2 separate regions of the Homo sapiens genome follow, and region 2 is linked to region 1. Evidence: chromatin loops called from intact Hi-C (ENCODE). Cell type or tissue: OCI-LY7. All regions are shown on one strand. Each heading gives the region's core, and the rest is flanking DNA. Links, peaks and the distances in the headings are about the cores only.

Region 1 (8,340 bases), core at 110-8,109:
TTATTCATTATTTGGCTCTAAGCTTGCCTATTGTTGGTGTTTAGAAATGTTAGCAATTATTGCACAATATTTTGTATACTTAGTCTTTGTTGAAGTTGCTTATCAGCTGAAGAAGATTTTGAGCTGAGACAATGGGGTTTTTTAGATATAGTATCATGTCATCTACAAACAAAGACTTCATCTCCTCCTATTTGAATGCCCAGGACCAGATGGGATCAGAGCTGAATTCTAGTGGCACAAAGAAGAGCTGGTACCACTTATAATGAAACTATTTCAAAAAATTGAAAAGGAGAGACTCCTCCCTAACTTATTCTATGGGGTCAGCATCATTCTGATACCCAATCCTGGCAGAGATATAACAACAATAAAAAATCTTCAAGCCAATATCCTTGATGAACAGCATTGCAAAAATCCTCAAATAAATCCTGGCAAACTGAGTTCCAAAGCACATCAAAAAGCTTATCCGGTACAATCAAGTAGGCTTCATTCCTGGGATGCAAGTTTGGTTCAACATACAGAAATTAATGAATGTGATTTATCACATAAAATAACTAAAGACAAAAAACCACGATTATCTCAATAGATGCAGAAAGGTCTTCAATAAAATTCAACATCCCTTTATGTTAAAAACACTCAATAAATTAAGCATTGAAGGAACATACCTCAAAACAATAAGAGGCATATATAAGAGACCCACAGCCAATATCATATTGAGCGGGCAAAAGGTGGGAGCATTACTCCTGAAAACTGGCACACAACAAGGATGCCCTCTCTCACAACTCCTAGTCAACATAGTACTGGATGTTCTGGCCAGGGCAATTAGGCAAGAGAAAGACATTATTTATTTTCAGTACCCTCAATTTGTCGTTGAACTGATTTTTATATCACATAATTTTAATTCTTACTTCACTCATATACACAAATATGGTTAACTTTTTTCCCACTAATTCCAAAGTCTTTCACCAAATTTCTTTATAATTTGCCCCTACGCTTCTTTTCCATGTTAATCTTTCCTTCCTATCATTCAAAATAACAACCTGAGTTATGAAATATACGCTAATTTGTAGGGCTAGATAAATTATTAAACATCTATTCCATAATGAAGTACCATGCACTTTTTTAAAAAATAAAAAAGTTCCATATATTATTATGGATTTACCACTGGGATATATTGTTAAATGAAAAACATACAATCAATATGCATGTTTCTGAAAGTGAGAAAAAAAATGACATCTGCTGAAGAATACAAATAAACTAATAACATTGGTTTCCTCTAGGGAAGAAAGCCTGACAGCTGGAATTTGAGATAAGTGGCACGTGGCAGAATTTCTACTTTGTAACTTTTGTACCTACTGAATTTTGAACAATAAAAATGCATTATCTATTCAAAAAATAAACATAACTGCATTTAATTAAATATAATTTCAAAAACTGAATTCAATATGAATCATTATGTCCTTGGATTACCATTTTAGAACAATGTTTCTCTTACATGCTAGGAGGATGTCTCAGGGAGACTCTGAAATTCAAGTCAGAGGATGCTGTGAGGCTCTCAGCCAGGCTAGACAGGAGGGAAGACAAGAGTAGAGAGAAGTAAATAGGAAATGTTCTTGGGAGCTCACAGTGGGGAACTTCTTCCCTACAACTGGAAAGCATCTGAAAGTTACCCTATAGCCACACCCTCTCTTAATAAAGATCGCTCCCTTCAAATAAGAAATAATAAAGATGAAGGCAGTATCAAAAAATTAGTTCAAACTATCCTTTTAAGAGAGAAGAAGGCTCTCTTTATTCTTTCAAATATTCTTTAAGTCTACTAGAATAGATAGTGAAAAAGAATAACCATTGAAAAGTACATATCAGTATTTAGGAACATTTATATCAATGCCCTTCACTAATGCAGTTTTAAAGACTTTTTTTTCTTAGTGCCATGATCTTTGTCAATATAAGTGAGGAGAGAGGATGAATGTATGTGAAGATTTCTTTTTAAAGGTGAAAAGAAATGATGATCTGCAAGGCCTAGGAAAAAAACAAATAATATACTGTGTTAATAATTGTGCCAGCAAATTGACAAAATTCATATCTCTCAGGAAACCTAAGGAGTGGTAATCCTGATTTCCCTTCTGCAGGGAGATTTTCTTGAGCTCTTTAATTTTTATGTCCTAGGAAATAATTTATTTCTCACATGTATTGAAATTCTTATAGTTGCAAAGGGCTATATCAAGATTGAATTAATTATTTCAATGATTAAGGATATGGTTTTCAATTCACTCTACTTAACTACTTCTTACTGGGATTAAAGCCAGGGAGTCATTTTAAAGGAATAATGTTGTCTCAACCTTAACATTTTAAAAGAGGAGTGTGATGCTGTTACTTTGTCTTATACAAAATCACAGCCACTTAACCACAGAGATATATTTGAGTTCAAATACCTGCCCCAGAAAATGCCAACTACTGTGGAGAAGAGACAGGGAATGACTTGAATACTTTAACCAGCTGGTAAAACATATGTTGAAAATAAAAATGGGAAAAATGGTTGAGAACTCACCATGAACTCAACTTTGGGCCTCACATAGTTTATTAGTTTTCATATTCATTTTCTATTTAGTAAATTATCATTTTTTCCATAATAAAATCCTTATTTTTGATAACCGTTACAATCTTTGACCTCTTCAAAATGTCTTTACTAGACACACTAAAAAACCTTCTAAGAGGCCAACCCTGAGCTAATTTCTAAGAAAAAGAGAACTTCTTCATTTCCTCTCCAGTATAGAAAAGACAAATATCATCAGCGTTCTGCATAGTAGAACCAGTCTATAGATGCCTGATTACTCTCTGAAAGACTCCACACTTCAGATCAGCCACATGAAGCACATATGATGATACCAATTACTACAGATCCTGGAAGATAAGATAGGGTGAGGGCAATCGGACACTTTTCCTGAATTCTCATAGGGTGACTGGGAGGTTACTGTGGCTCTTGTCTGCTATTACTCACTTACAGGAGCATTTGGAGAAACTATGCATGACATTGCACTGACTTCTAGGAGTTAAGAAGAAATCACTTAGGCAGATAGTAAGGGTATGGGAGACTTCAGTAACTTTACTTTTTAATGAAAAGCAGCCCCAAATCATTTTCTAACAAAGAGTAGCCTGTAAAGTCGAGCTGCAACTGTAGACAAGCCAGCTGGGAACTTGCATGGGTGAATGCTGGCAGGAACTAGGGACTAGACATGTTCAAGATGGAAGCTCTATCTTTGCTTCTCTGCCAGCCACGTGTACAGTAAGAAGCAGACAAGATGGCACTGGCCAAGGGAAGAATTCATTTGTGTAATAAGATTATGGTGGGGCAACCAGCCTTCTGTATGCACTATGTAAACATCATACCTGATTGAACCTATCTGTGAGTCCTGTGTAAATCAGACATTGCTTCCTCTCAAGCCAGACTATAAAATCCAGTGCATCTGCCACCAGCCGATCTTCCCTCTTGGAAGTCCCCTCTCCCTTACTAGAGAGAGAATGCTGTTTTCCTTTCTCTTTCTTCTGCCTATTAAACCTCTACTCCTAAACTCCTTGTGTGTGTCAGTGTTCTAAATTTTCCTAGCATGAGATGACGAACCCCAGGTATACAACACAGACAACGTAGCTGTTTCATATTGGGGACCTCATCCAGGATACCAAGTTACAACAGTCATCAAAATGGTGAGTAGAGGAGTGAACTCCAACTCTGTCCTTTCATTTTGGGGCTCTTGGACTCCATTTTAAAACCAAATCAAACCAAATACTGGGCCACCTTTAGCCATTTAAAAATGAGTAGCATGGATGCTAGCCTTATAAGACTTAGGGGACAGGCTTGCTGGGGAGAACATAGAGAATGCCCCAGTACCCGTGTGTTGCTGAGCATGTTGGCCATATTTGTATCAGCTTCCTTTCATGGAAGACAGCCATCACTTGAGGCTGGAAGAGGTTCTGGGGCAACTGAGGATTTCTGGCTACCCCCCGGTGTTATCCAAAGACATCTGGACTGACACCAGCCTCCAACTGCCTTATGGGGTGTCAGCAACAAGATCTCCAACTTTTCTATCATAATTTCCTCCTTTCCTTTCCGCAACCACCATATCGTCTATCCTCTCTGTGTATGCAATGTGTGGGAAGTTTTACGGTTCAGGGAAGTAATCTTGTTAGGCAAGATCAGGGAATGCATAGTAACTGGGGAAGGGAAGGCATCTTTCTGATTTTCTACAGAGGGTCCCCTCCACCACAGTGAGCATCACTCTTTGCCCTTGGTCTAGAGAGCACAAGTCATTTTCAGATTCTCTCTGCCCTCGATCTGGAGAGTGCATCACACTTCCAGGTCTCTCTCTGCAGTTGGTCTGGAGAGCACATGGCATTTCTAGGTATCTCTTTGCCTTTGGTCTGGAGAGCACATGGCATGTCAAGGTCTCTCTCCCATTGGTCTGGAGAGTACATGGCATTTCAAGGTCAACAGCACCACCTAGTGGAAGAGGGAACCTGTCCATGAGGCACATTGTCAGTCCTTTACCTAAATATTCTATCTTCCCAATTATCTTCCCCTTTTGCTCCTTTCTACTAGAAATTAGGCTTCATGTTGCTTCTATAAACCAGAAAATCCTGCCTTCAACAACTAGGAGTAAAATATTCTCCAAAGCCAAATTTTAGTCTTGATACTGTTCCATAGCAGGAAAATGGCCATTTGGTCCCTCCATTCTTTTAAGGCACCTATTCCTCCTCGAATTAGAATGGTACTTAATTAGTAAGGGGATTTTAAGTTTGGAAGTTAACCAGAACCATTCTCTAAGGGTAAATGCTTTAGTATGCTATACTAAATCATATTTAAATTTAGCATACTAAATTATCTGGCTATAATAGCAGGATACAGACCTCAAACCAGTATACTTCCACCATTAAAGAAGGAAGTGCAAAAGTTGCCCAAATGTAATTGTCACATAGTCTCTCCCAAGATCCATTCTTTTGAGGAGCCAGGCGGGTCACACAAGTCTAGGAAGTCAAAGGGAAATCACAGGCAGAGGACTAGATCTGCATGGGTGAGTGTGACTAATCCCAATATCTTAGTTCCTCTGGTTCCATGGCTGGGGGTCACACCTGGAACGATGGGCATTGCATCTAACAAGGTGCGGGGACCCAGGAACCAAGGAAGGAAAACAGCAGGGGGGCCGTGCCCATCGTCTTCCTCTCCACCCTGGGTCACAACAAAAGGAAGGAGACTAAAGGGATGCCTTTTTCTCACTTCTCTTTCTAGATGGGTAAGAGATTATCTTCAGCCTATACCCCTCTGGAGTGCATTCTGAAGCACTGGGATTCCTTTGACCCTATGACTTTGAAAAAAAAAAGTGGCTCATTTTCTTTTGCACAAGGGCTTTACCTTCTTACCCTCTTGAACCAGCCTGGCCTTTGGAAGGGAGCCTTAATTTTAATATCCAACAGGTAGGTCTTTTCTGCAGATGGGAGGGAAAATGGTCCAAGGTACCTTATATACAGGCTTTCTTTGCCCTGTGAGACAACCCAGACTTTTGCAAGTGTTGCACAATCAACCCAGCCCTTTTAGCAATAGTATTAGGCAGCCCCAAATGGAATGATTCCCCAAGACTAGAAAAGCAACTTCTGGGGAAACCACCTGAGGCAGCTATTGAGTCCGCGAGCCCTTCCAGTCCCCCTTATCTAAGACCACCTCCAACAATGCCACCAGCTCTTCCACCTCTGCCATTTCCAAAATTCTCCACTCCCCCACCCTCACTCTGACCCAGACAGGAAGTGCCCAATGGAGGTGATGTCACTAGGATTCAAGTTCCCTTCTCATTGTATGACCTTAGGCAAGTAAAGGGAGACTTAGGCTGATTTTCTGACCCTGACAGGTATATAGAGGCCTTCCAAAATGTAACTCACATATTTTACCTCTCATGGTGGTATGTTACGCTGCTCCTAAGCCAAACTCTAACCATAACTGAGAAGCAGGCAGCTCTGCAGGCAGTAGAGAAATTCAGAGAGGAGCAAAATGTCTCCTACAGTCGGCCTAAGAGGAAAGGAGAAAATAGGGAAGGCAAAGAGATAATGGAAACACCATTCTCAAATGGAAAAGGAAGTAGAAGGAAGTAGTTCCTCTAGACAATGCTAATTGGAACCCCTATGATGCTACAGATGAATGGAAAAGGAAACATTTTTTAATGTGCATATTGGAGGGCCTATGAAGAACTACAATCAATCCTCTTAATTACTCTGTCTGTGATAGATCAAAAGCCAGATGAGAATCCTGCAGCCTTTATAGAAGGACTGAGAGAGGCTCTAATAAAGCACACCTCCCTATCCTCTGAGTCAGTGGAGGGACAGCTAATCCTAAAGGACAAGGTTATTACACAGGCAGCTCTTGATACTAGAAGGAAACTATAGAAGTAGGCTTTAGGACCAGATAGCACTTTAGAGAACATCCTGAAGGTGACTACCTCAGTCTTTTATAACAGGGACCAGGAGGGGGACCAGCAGTAGACCAGGAGAAAGAGAGGAAGCAAAAGAGAGGGTCAGAGGCTCTAGTAGCTGCCTTATAGGCTTGCAAAGCCTAGGATCCCTGAGGTGCATCCACCAGTTGCTATCAGTGTGGCAAGTCAGGGCACATTAAGAAAACACACCCAGGCAGCAAGAAGAAACCACCACAACCCTGTCCAGCATGTGGTGGGGACCACTGGAAATTGGACTGCCCCCAGAGATGAAGGTTACTGGGTTCAGAACCAGTCTCATGGATGGACCAACAGGACTGATGGCTCCCGGGGTTGGAACCCCCAGATCCAGTGGCTCAAACTTCATTACAGCACAGGAGCCCTAGAGGAAATTGAAGGAAGGAAGATAGATCTCCTTCTAGACACTGGAGCCAGGCTCTCTCTTCTCCTCTCTAATCCAGGCCTTCCTTCTTCCCATAGCACAACTGTGAGCGGTGTCTCAGGAAAAACTCTAATTTGATACTTTTCTCAACCCCTTAGTTGCAAATGGGGAAATCTACTATTTGCACATGCCTTTTTAATCGTGCTAGAAAGTCTCACTCATTTATTAGGTAGAGGCATTTTAGCTCATATGGGGACCAGCCTCCTTATGGCCCCAGGACAATCTCTTTGTCTCCTCCTAGTGGAAGCTGATATCAATCCAGAAGTGTGGGCAACTCAATGAAGTCTTAAGTGAAACATGCTGCTTCTGGATCTCTAGTCAAGTAGAAGAAAACCTACAGATGCTTTAAGATCAAGTTAAAAATCACTGACCAGTTAAGAGAAAATGCAAGCTCCAGCCCTGAATTACTACAAAACCTCTTTAATGAATTCCAGTCTTCTTTGTGGAACTGGTCAGCTCCATTATTAAACCCCTTCTTGCTCAAATGTTTTATACTAATGTTTGGACCTTGGCTACTGAATACTGTAACTCAAATAGTACCCTCTCACCTAGAAGCAATCCAACTTCAAATGGTGCTGTAGACCGAACGATGCATGGGCACACCTTTCTTCCAAGGACCCTTAGATCACCCGCAGGAGGAGCCCTCGCTGCTGTTCTCCACACAATGCCCCTTTTCAGCAGGAAGTAGCCAGAAAGAGTCATCACCCAAAACCCCCTAACAGCAGTTACGGTTACCACTCCTGAGGAGGGAAAGCTACAGGAGTTAAGAAGAAATCACTTAGGCAGATAGTGAGGGTAGGGGAGCCCTCAGTTGGGCTTTTCTTTTTAATAAAAAGCAGCTCCAAATCATTTTCTAACAAAGAGTAGCCTGTAAAGTCGAGCTGCAGACATAGACAAGCAAGCTGGGAGCTTGCATGGGTGAATGTTGGCAGGAACTATGGACTAGACATGTTCAAGATGGTGGCTCCATCTTCGCTTCTCTGCCAGCCATGTGTACAGTAAGAAGCAGACAAGATGGCACTGGCCAAGGGAAGAATTAATTTGCATAATAAGGTTAGGGTGGAGCAACAAGCCTTCTCCACGAGCTATGTAAATGTCATACCTGATGGAACTAATCTGTGAGCCCTATGTAAATCAGACACTGCTTCCTCAAGCCGTACTATAAAATCTAGTGCATCCGCTGCCAGCCAGTCTTTCCTCTTGGAAGTCCCCTCTTTCTCACTAGAGAGAAAGCTGCTTTCCTTTCTCTTTCTTCTTCCTAAACCACTGTTTCTAAACTCCTCATATGTGTCTGTATCCTAAATTTTCCTGGCATGAGACAACAAACCCAAGGTATATACCCCAGACAACGTAGCCACTTCAAAACCCACCTATGTCTAGGTAGTGATCCCATGCTGAACTGCCAATTATCCCTACTGCATTTGTTGTTTC
Region 2 (8,340 bases), core at 175-8,174, 230 kb after region 1:
TTGTTTGTTTGTTTTCCCGAGACAGAGTCTTGCTTTGTTGCCCAGGCTGGAGTGCACTGGTGCGATCTCGGCTCACTGCAACTTCTGCCTCTTGGGTTCAAGCAATTCTCCTGCCTCAGCCTTCCAAGTAGCTAGGATTATCAGCATACACCACCACACCTGGCTAATTTTTGTATTTTCAGTAGAGACGAGGTTTCACCATGTTGGCCAGCTGGTCTCGAACTCCTGACCTCAGGTGATCCAACCACTTCGGCCTCCCAAAGTGCTGGGATTACAGGCGTGAGCCACCGTGCCTGGCTGGGATTTTTAATAAAAATTCTTCCTAAAATTTTGTAAGGAAACTTATAAGATATTAAAAAGAAGAAAAGTACCAAGTTGTGTGGAAGTCACCAAATCACGTAGTGCTAACTGACATCAGCAACATGGAAAGATGAGCTAAGAATATTCACACATCCCCATTTCATTTCCCAACTACCCTTTCTGTTCAATACCTCAGAAAGCTACAAAATGGAAAAATGCACATTTAGCTTCCCTAGTAGATTTGGAGAGGTCGATGTGATATAGTCCTGGCCAATAGTACATATAAGAATTGTGCAGTTTCTGCTTCTTGCCCTTACTCATCCTTGCTGGAATATATGATGCCTGGAGACACACTAGCCATTGGGAACCATGAGGTGACAACCATGAAGATAAGAAGCCAAAAAACTAAGGATGACAGAGTGGGCCAGAGAAAGGCCCCTGATGGCATCACTGAGCAGCTGTACTAGGTTTGGACTGCTGACATCTGAAATCCCTCTTAGTTGAGAAAAATAATATTTTAAATGTTTAAGTCACTTTAGGAACAATGACGATGTTTGTTCCTTGCAGCCAAGAAGATTCCTAACCAATATGACATTTAAAATGTTATTAATGTCCTCCAACATTAAGATGATTATTTTTTTCCCAGAAGAGGGCTGTTAATTGGTTTTAACTAGGAAGAAGCCTACTTCTTTTTTTATTCTAAATAAAAATACACCTCCCTCTTTTGCTCTTTATTTTCTTATGAGTTGACTTATTAGGGCTGTACTGGCCCCACCTCTAAAAGAAACTCAAAAGTGTAAGGACCCTGGCACTTCTTAAAATAAAATAAAATTCCAATCTTAAAAGGCTGATCAGGGAGGGAGAATCCTCACCCAGTGGCAGAGATGAGAGGAGGGAGATTCCTTAGGGATTAGGACAATCTTATGTGTAGGATGTGCATGAATCAGATTTCAGCGTTTAATCCATCATCCTTCTCTGAGTAGAGATCCTCCCTCATTAAGGGGCCTTGTGAACTTAAGTTTAATTTCACAAAGAATGCAGATGAGCTTCTTTATGTAAATCTGTAAGAATCTGAGAAGTGAAAACCCAAACTCCTGTTTAGATGCAGAGAGTCCAAGATACCTATATAAACTTCTAAGAGGAATTATAAAACTAAATATAAAAGAACAAGGGGCACAATAAAAAATTTTGTTCTAATCCTTCTAACTGGAAATGAAAAAGAGCCCAGAATCTGGCACAAAAAAACAAGATCCATTTTTTCCAGAGCAGAGGGGGCTTTGTAAGAACGTCCCCACCTGTAAGGCTCTGCCAATGCGACGTAGAAGCCCCTTGAAAACAGTATTTTAGGCCGGGAGCGGTAGCTCACGCCTGTAATCCCAGCACTTTGGGAGGCCGAGACAGGCGGATCACGAGGTCAGGAGATCGAGACCATCCTGGCTAACACGGTGAAACCCCGTCTCTACTAAAAATACAAAAAAAATTAGCCGGGCGTAGTGGTGGGTGCCTGTAGTCCCAGCTACTCGGGAGGCTGAGGCAGGAGAACGGTGTGAACCCAGGAGGAGGAGCTTGCAGTGAGCCGAGATGGCGCCACTGCACTCCAGCCTGGGCGACTGAGCCAGACGCCATCTCAAAAAAAAAAAAAAAAAAAAAAAAGGAAACAGTATTTCCACCTCTCTCCAATTCCAAGCCTGCATGGCTCCCTCAATATGGCTTATATTCATGAAATAGTTGTTATTAAAGATGATGCAAAAGGAATAAAACATTAGCTTATTTATTTTGATTCTCCCAACAAGAAAAACTGATAGCCTGATAATTATAAGGAAAAAGGAAAAAAAAGTTGTTTTTTTTTAAAAAGCATTTTTTCACATATTTCATATAAACAAATCTCAGTCATAAAATGAAATATAAATCTTTTATGTGCATGACCAATAGTTGGATGCAAATAACTGCATTCTGAAGCGAGATAATTTCATCCTTCAACCATACTGCTGAATAGAGAAATTGCAAATATTAACTTTCTGTGACAAACATTAACAATTTCATAAAGAAGGAATAGATTAATATTTTATCAAAAATGAGCTGAATATTTTCTTCCACTATTTCTTCAGCTAAGCAGAAATGTTGTCTGAGTTGAGAATCAGCCTAAAACAGATGCTTTGTTATGCACATCTCATTTTTTTAAATATGACTAATGTTATTCATTGTATAGAAGCTACTGAAGTTCCCACTGAAATAAGATTGATTTTGAATTTCTCTCAAGAAACTTCCTCTTTTATCAGTATTAATAAAATCGCTGTGCCTTAAATAATTCAATTTCCGTTTATTTTCCACCTGGAGAGCTTTAGAAACTTAAAAAAATCCACTAATTTTAGAAAACATAAGCATTGTTCCATTGGATAGTTTTTTTTTTCCTACTGTAGTTTTGTAAAATACATATTCTAAAAAAGGACTCAAGGACAAGGAAGCATTATAGTGTCTTCAAACAAATCCTTTTTGAGGAATAGAGAGTAATGACTTAAAGAATTTTGTGGAGGGTTCTGTCTGCAAATTGCAGCTAAAGTTGAACATGACTCTGGAAATAATTTTAGTCTCTGCTGGAAATTGGAAAATACAAGATTTTCTTACTTCCTATGCTCATCAGAATAAAGCATCTCTACAAACTACATTCTTAATCTTTTCTTATAATATGGCTGTATTGCTTTTATACGACATTAATAAATGATTTACCTTGCCACAAATAGAAGCTTAATGCAATGCTATTCCATTCATTCAATCTTTCATCAAACATTTATTAAGCATCTTCTGGCCAGGCACGGGGGTAATCCCAGTGCTTTGGGAGGCAGAGGTGGGCAAATCACAAGGTCAGGAGTTCGAGACCAACCTGGCCAACAGTGTTGGTGAAACCCCATCTCTACTAAAAATACAAAAAATTAGCCAGTCGTGGTGGCGGGTGCCTGTAATCCCAGCTACTAGGGAGGCTGAGGCAGGAGAATCACTTGAACCCGGGAGGCGGAGGTTGCGGTGAGCTGAGACTGTGCCGCAGCACTCCAGCCTGGGCAACAGAGCGAGACTCCATCTCAAAAATAAAAGAAAAAAAAAGTTCTCCAAATGTAGATTATTGACCACGAAGCATACTTCTTCCTGACAAATAGCTACATAAACAATAACTTAAACCCTACTATAATCTTTCCTGTATTTTGTGTGTGTGTGTGTGTGTGTGTTTGTGTGTGTGTGTGTGTGTATTATACAATACCCGCCTGTGTGATATAAAACAAATTTCATTATATGCAGAGGATGTTATTCAGCAAGTAACACAACCTCTTTGGACTTCATTTTCACCCATGTAAAATGAGAGAAACAAACTTAGAGTGTTGTGATGATTAGAGTTAATTTACTTTAAGTTTCTGTCATCTACTGGGTAGGCTGTCACAAAATTCTATCCTTATCTGTAAGTAAGAAATGTCTGACTTAAATTCTGTTGCTGATCTATGGAGCTGGGTGGGAGAAGGTTAACCTTTATTGTATATTCATTGCATTGAATGTCTTGGAACAAGTTCCTCTGTAAGAAATCCTTCTATAATCTCAAACTCAGAAATGAGTCCAATTATTCCATTCATTATCAAACATGAATATGCCTCCATCCAAGACTGATCCTTTTAGTAATACACTCAAGTAAAATGTTATATACTGATCTTCCTTGGGGAAGGGTGTAGAGTTTCAAACTACCAAGTGATTTTTAGCATTTGGTCTTGATTTCTCACAATGTCTTAATGACAGAAGGAGAATGACAGAAGGGGAAAAAATGTTTCTTTTCTTTTGTTGTTTCATTAGAAGCAAGTAATACCATGAAAAAATGTTTCAAATCTTCCTCTTAAATATTTACCAAAACACCTACATGATTGATGTTCTCTGAACGTCTCTGAATGTATCTGAATGTCTGAATGTATCTCTGAAATGATTAACTGCTACTTCTCAGGAATTCACAGATGGGCTCAGAAGGTGATGATGGGTGCATGAGACAAATTCTAAAAATGAATACATAGATATTATCCCATGAACACAGAAAATATATTTTGATAATAAGTGATATTTTATGTACCACTTATAAGTTCCAGGTGTCCCAAACAGAAACTGATATAATGCATAAACTTATTTGGAGGAATATATAGTTCATACGACAGCATTTGGTTGATTTATTAAGGCACCTAGGTAAAGTCACATGCAAATTCTTGTCAAGAAAGGAAACACCATAATCTTTAAGACCATCACTTAGAAATAAAAATAAATTATATAAGGGATGCTATTTGGGCAAAGGGTTAAGGCTATAAATTTGAATATGTGGCTAATATTTCTTAAATTATTTTTCTCTAGGCACAACTGTAATGCCTTCTGCATTGAGACATGTCTACAATAAACATGGTCCAACTGGATTACCAACTGCACCATAGACACAGTACCTGAATTAAATAGCAGAAGATAAGAGACTTGAATATTTGTAGCCTTTGAACATATTCTTCTGAGATAGGACATTCTTTGTTCCCTAAACTTGTATGGGACATTAGAGTTTCCTACCCAGTATGTCCCAGTGCTCAAACTATTTTTTATTATCTTCAGAGTTTTTCTTTCTGTCTTAATTAAAAGAGTAGTTTTTACAGAGCTACAGAATAAATAAAACTCTGACGTATTTTCACATTCACACGTTGAACATTTCATGTACGTTTGACAGTTCAATATTAAACCTAAATTCCCTTCCCCCACCATAAATTATGAAGCATATATTGCCATCTAGCGTCCTTCTGAAATGACACTTCTGCCAAGATTATGAAATAAAACATGTTCAGCCAGACAAAGGAGATGTAAAACTTTTGCAAGGGGATATCTTGGATTTGTATGTTTCAAAAATATTTTTGCTGAAACTCACAGAATGATCCAACGAAAGTGTCGTAAGATCAGTGTCTTCATCATCTCACTGAAAGATAGAGAGTTCCAGATTTGGTTACTTAGGAAGCATAGTGATGTCAACTATGATTCAGGTGCTTCTCTTTCCACTCAAATCTTGAGCACGTTGGCTTAAATCCTCAGGCTAACGCCCTCATAATCACCAAATGCTGCTACTCCTCCATGTATCATATTTTTGCCTAATCATACCTGAGGGAAGAAAGTGGGCAATCCCCTTGTATATGTCTTTGCCAGACAGTCTTCCATCCTCACAATTGTACCTTTTCCCTTAGGTCTGACTGCATGGATTAGATCACTGTTTATGCCCTAAAGCCAAGGAAATCTGAGCAAGCAAATGCACAATCTGGAATTTTCCATCTATCATAAGCGCTTATTAAAGAAGAAGTAGAGGTTAATCACCCATGTTGGAAAGAGTAAAAATGACAAAAGAGAGAAAGAAACAGTTTCAAGTGGCCTAGGTAATGAGCTTTACTTTTCGTATTTCAACATTCCATAGAAAGGGTCCTGGACATATTACTGAGATGTGTACACTGGGGAAAGGGTGCGTACTGAGAAAAAGAGAAAGGTACAAAATGAGATAGACCTAGAAGGATCCCCACAAAAGCATTTCTATGATGGAATATTGCATTTGGCCAAGAATAAAAAAAATGATCCTGAAACATTCAAAGGACATGAATTACTGGGACTCTGCAAAAGGCCAAGTGAACTGCAACATGAGAGTCCATGCAGTGTCCATTTCTCATGGGTATGCCTGATTTAATACACAGAAAACTCAGCAGTGAAAGAGACCTTGGATGCAGCTCACAATCTGCATGGCAACTTGGCAGGTACCAGGAAGTTCTGAATTCCTAATCTTGCACTGTGTGTCCTACATGTAAGACACACAAAAAAGGGGCTTTGGCACTGGCATTCAGATGGTCAGTCTATACATGTGAAAATTGAGGCCTGAAGAAATCAACAGGGTTTCTGTCAAAGATTAGCATTAGCGGCCAGGCACAGTGGCTCACGCCTGTAATCCCAGTAATTTGGGAGGCCGAGGCAGGTGGATCACCTGAGGTCAGGAGTTCAAGACCAGCCTGGGCAACATGGTGAAACACCATCTCTACTAAAAATACAAAAAAAGTAGCTGGGCATGGTGGCACGTGCCTATATTCACAGCTACTTGGGAGGTTGAGGCAGGAGAATCGCTTGAACCTGGGAGGTGGAGGTTGCAGTGAGCCGAGATTGTGCCATTGCACTCCAGGCTGGGTGACAGAGCAAGACTCTGTCTCAAAAAAAAAAAAAAGATTAGCATTAGCTTATTTTTCAAAAGTAGTTGTTCTGTATTTCTGTATTCATGCATTTAGTGTTTTATTCCAATGACTGAAAGTAGTGTTTATCTAAATTTCTTCTATTTACACTATGCTCTGGGGACTGGAAATGTCTTGGGATAGTTTAGAATTTGAAAAGGTACTCAGACATATTTTGACATAAAACAATCACATAATCATACAGTATCATTCTGAATGAAAACAGTGGTAACAAACACCAATTCTCTTATGTGATATAGAACAAAACTTCAGCCTTGAGAAAGGCATTAACTCATCCAGTGTCCCTTGGTGATAAAATAGAGCTGCTGGGTTTAAAATTTAGGTATTTTAATTCCAATCCAGCACTCTGTTCACTACGTTGTCTCCAAAATTGTACAGGATATTTGTTAAGAGTTTGGGATTTGGAGACAGACTTGCATATGAATACTCAGTCTGCCACTCAGTGTCTGTTGATTTAAAATGACAAATTTAATGTCTCTGAGATGTGGGTCCATCATCTGTCAAATATGAATGTAAATAAAAACTATCTTGTAGGAAATTTGAGAAAATAAAATGCAGTCTCTATAATATGGCATTGGAAGCCCACGCGTATGGTGCTTCCAAATGTTAACGTTAGTCATTAGCTCTGTCAGGACTCTATTTTCAGGAGTTGTGTGTGGCCCTTGGGGATTCTATGGGAATTTAGGGCCTATCTAATTTAATCCATAACCATTATACCGAAGTCCTGTGGCTCAGTGTAAAAGTATGATTATGTAGCCCAACCGTGTGGATGCCTATATTAGTGGTGCCATTTTTTATTTTTACAGATTGCAAAAGTAACTTCGAGCAAGTGATTTAACCTCTCTTTGCCTCAGATTCTGGAACTCTCAAATGAGTATTATAAAAGTATCTATTCCATAGGGTTTTTGCAGGGATTACATGAGTTAATAATGTATAGAGTTTAGAACAGTGCTTGGCAAGTGGTAGGTTCTATATAAGTACTATTTTTGCTTTTTGTAGTTAATATTATAATCAATTATGAAACTATCTCATTGGCATCTTCACCCTAATTCCAGAATGGACATTCTAAATTGCAATTTCTATTAAAACAAAACAAAGCAAAACACTCAAACCTTCATGGATGAGCAACTCTTTTTAGTTCTAGGAGCCTCCAGTCCCTACAATGGCACACACTGTGTAATAGGGGAATGGTAGCACGGCACGGTCTGTCCTGGGAAGCCTCCTCAACAACCTGCGATCCTCTGCCCACAAGCACTGTTGATCTCAGCTGTATCAGACACATCATTGCTTTGGTTCCTCCTTCATACACAGCAGCCCTGGATCAGACAAGTGTCCAGATTCCAGAAAGCCTAGATATCAGCTGAGGAAGTACAAACTATTCTAAGACAGAAAGAAACATCTGTAGTCGTCAGCTGGTTCATTTAAATACACAATAAAGTATCCCAGAAAGACTTGTAGTGAGGCTTAACCTTGAAGAATTAGAAACTTTAAACTATTCCACATTAGAGGGTAGGAAAAAATACTGCCCACCTTTTCTTACAAGCCACACTGGGCGTGGTGGCTCAGATCTGTAATCCCAGCACTTTGGGAGGCCGAGGCAGGTGAATCACTTGAGGTCTGAAGTTCAAGACCAGCTGGCTCAACATGGTAAAACCCTGTCTCTACTAAAAATACAAAAATTAGCTGGGCGTGGTGGCACACATCTGTAATCCCAGGTACTCTGGAGGCTGAGGCAGGAGAATCGCTTGAACCTGGGAGGCAGAGGTTGCAG

What was found. A loop is a pair of places that touch in the nucleus more often than their neighbours do. Peaks named below come from ENCODE experiments on the same cell type or tissue, not always from the same donor. Only the 100,000 strongest peaks of a DNase experiment are listed, where the experiment ranks them.
Region 2: it touches region 1 in a loop (2.0-fold over the local background); 2 of 110 quality-filtered maps call a loop at or near these places.

The regions. Positions count from the first base shown.
Region 1 is chr10:108,779,649-108,787,988 of GRCh38, forward strand. The region is part of intron 3 of LINC02661 (long intergenic non-protein coding RNA 2661); the gene reads left to right. Among named protein-coding and RNA genes, the nearest start is that of LINC02661, 75 kb to the left of the region's middle. In OCI-LY7, for the core only: CTCF peaks have their summits at 4,499 (motif pointing left), 4,703 and 7,144 (motif pointing left); a DNase peak (open chromatin) is centred at 4,473.
Region 2 is chr10:109,013,999-109,022,338 of GRCh38, forward strand. No RefSeq gene overlaps it. Among named protein-coding and RNA genes, the nearest start is that of LINC02661, 310 kb to the left of the region's middle. In OCI-LY7, for the core only: a CTCF peak has its summit at 5,080 (motif pointing left); no DNase peak of the experiment used is centred there.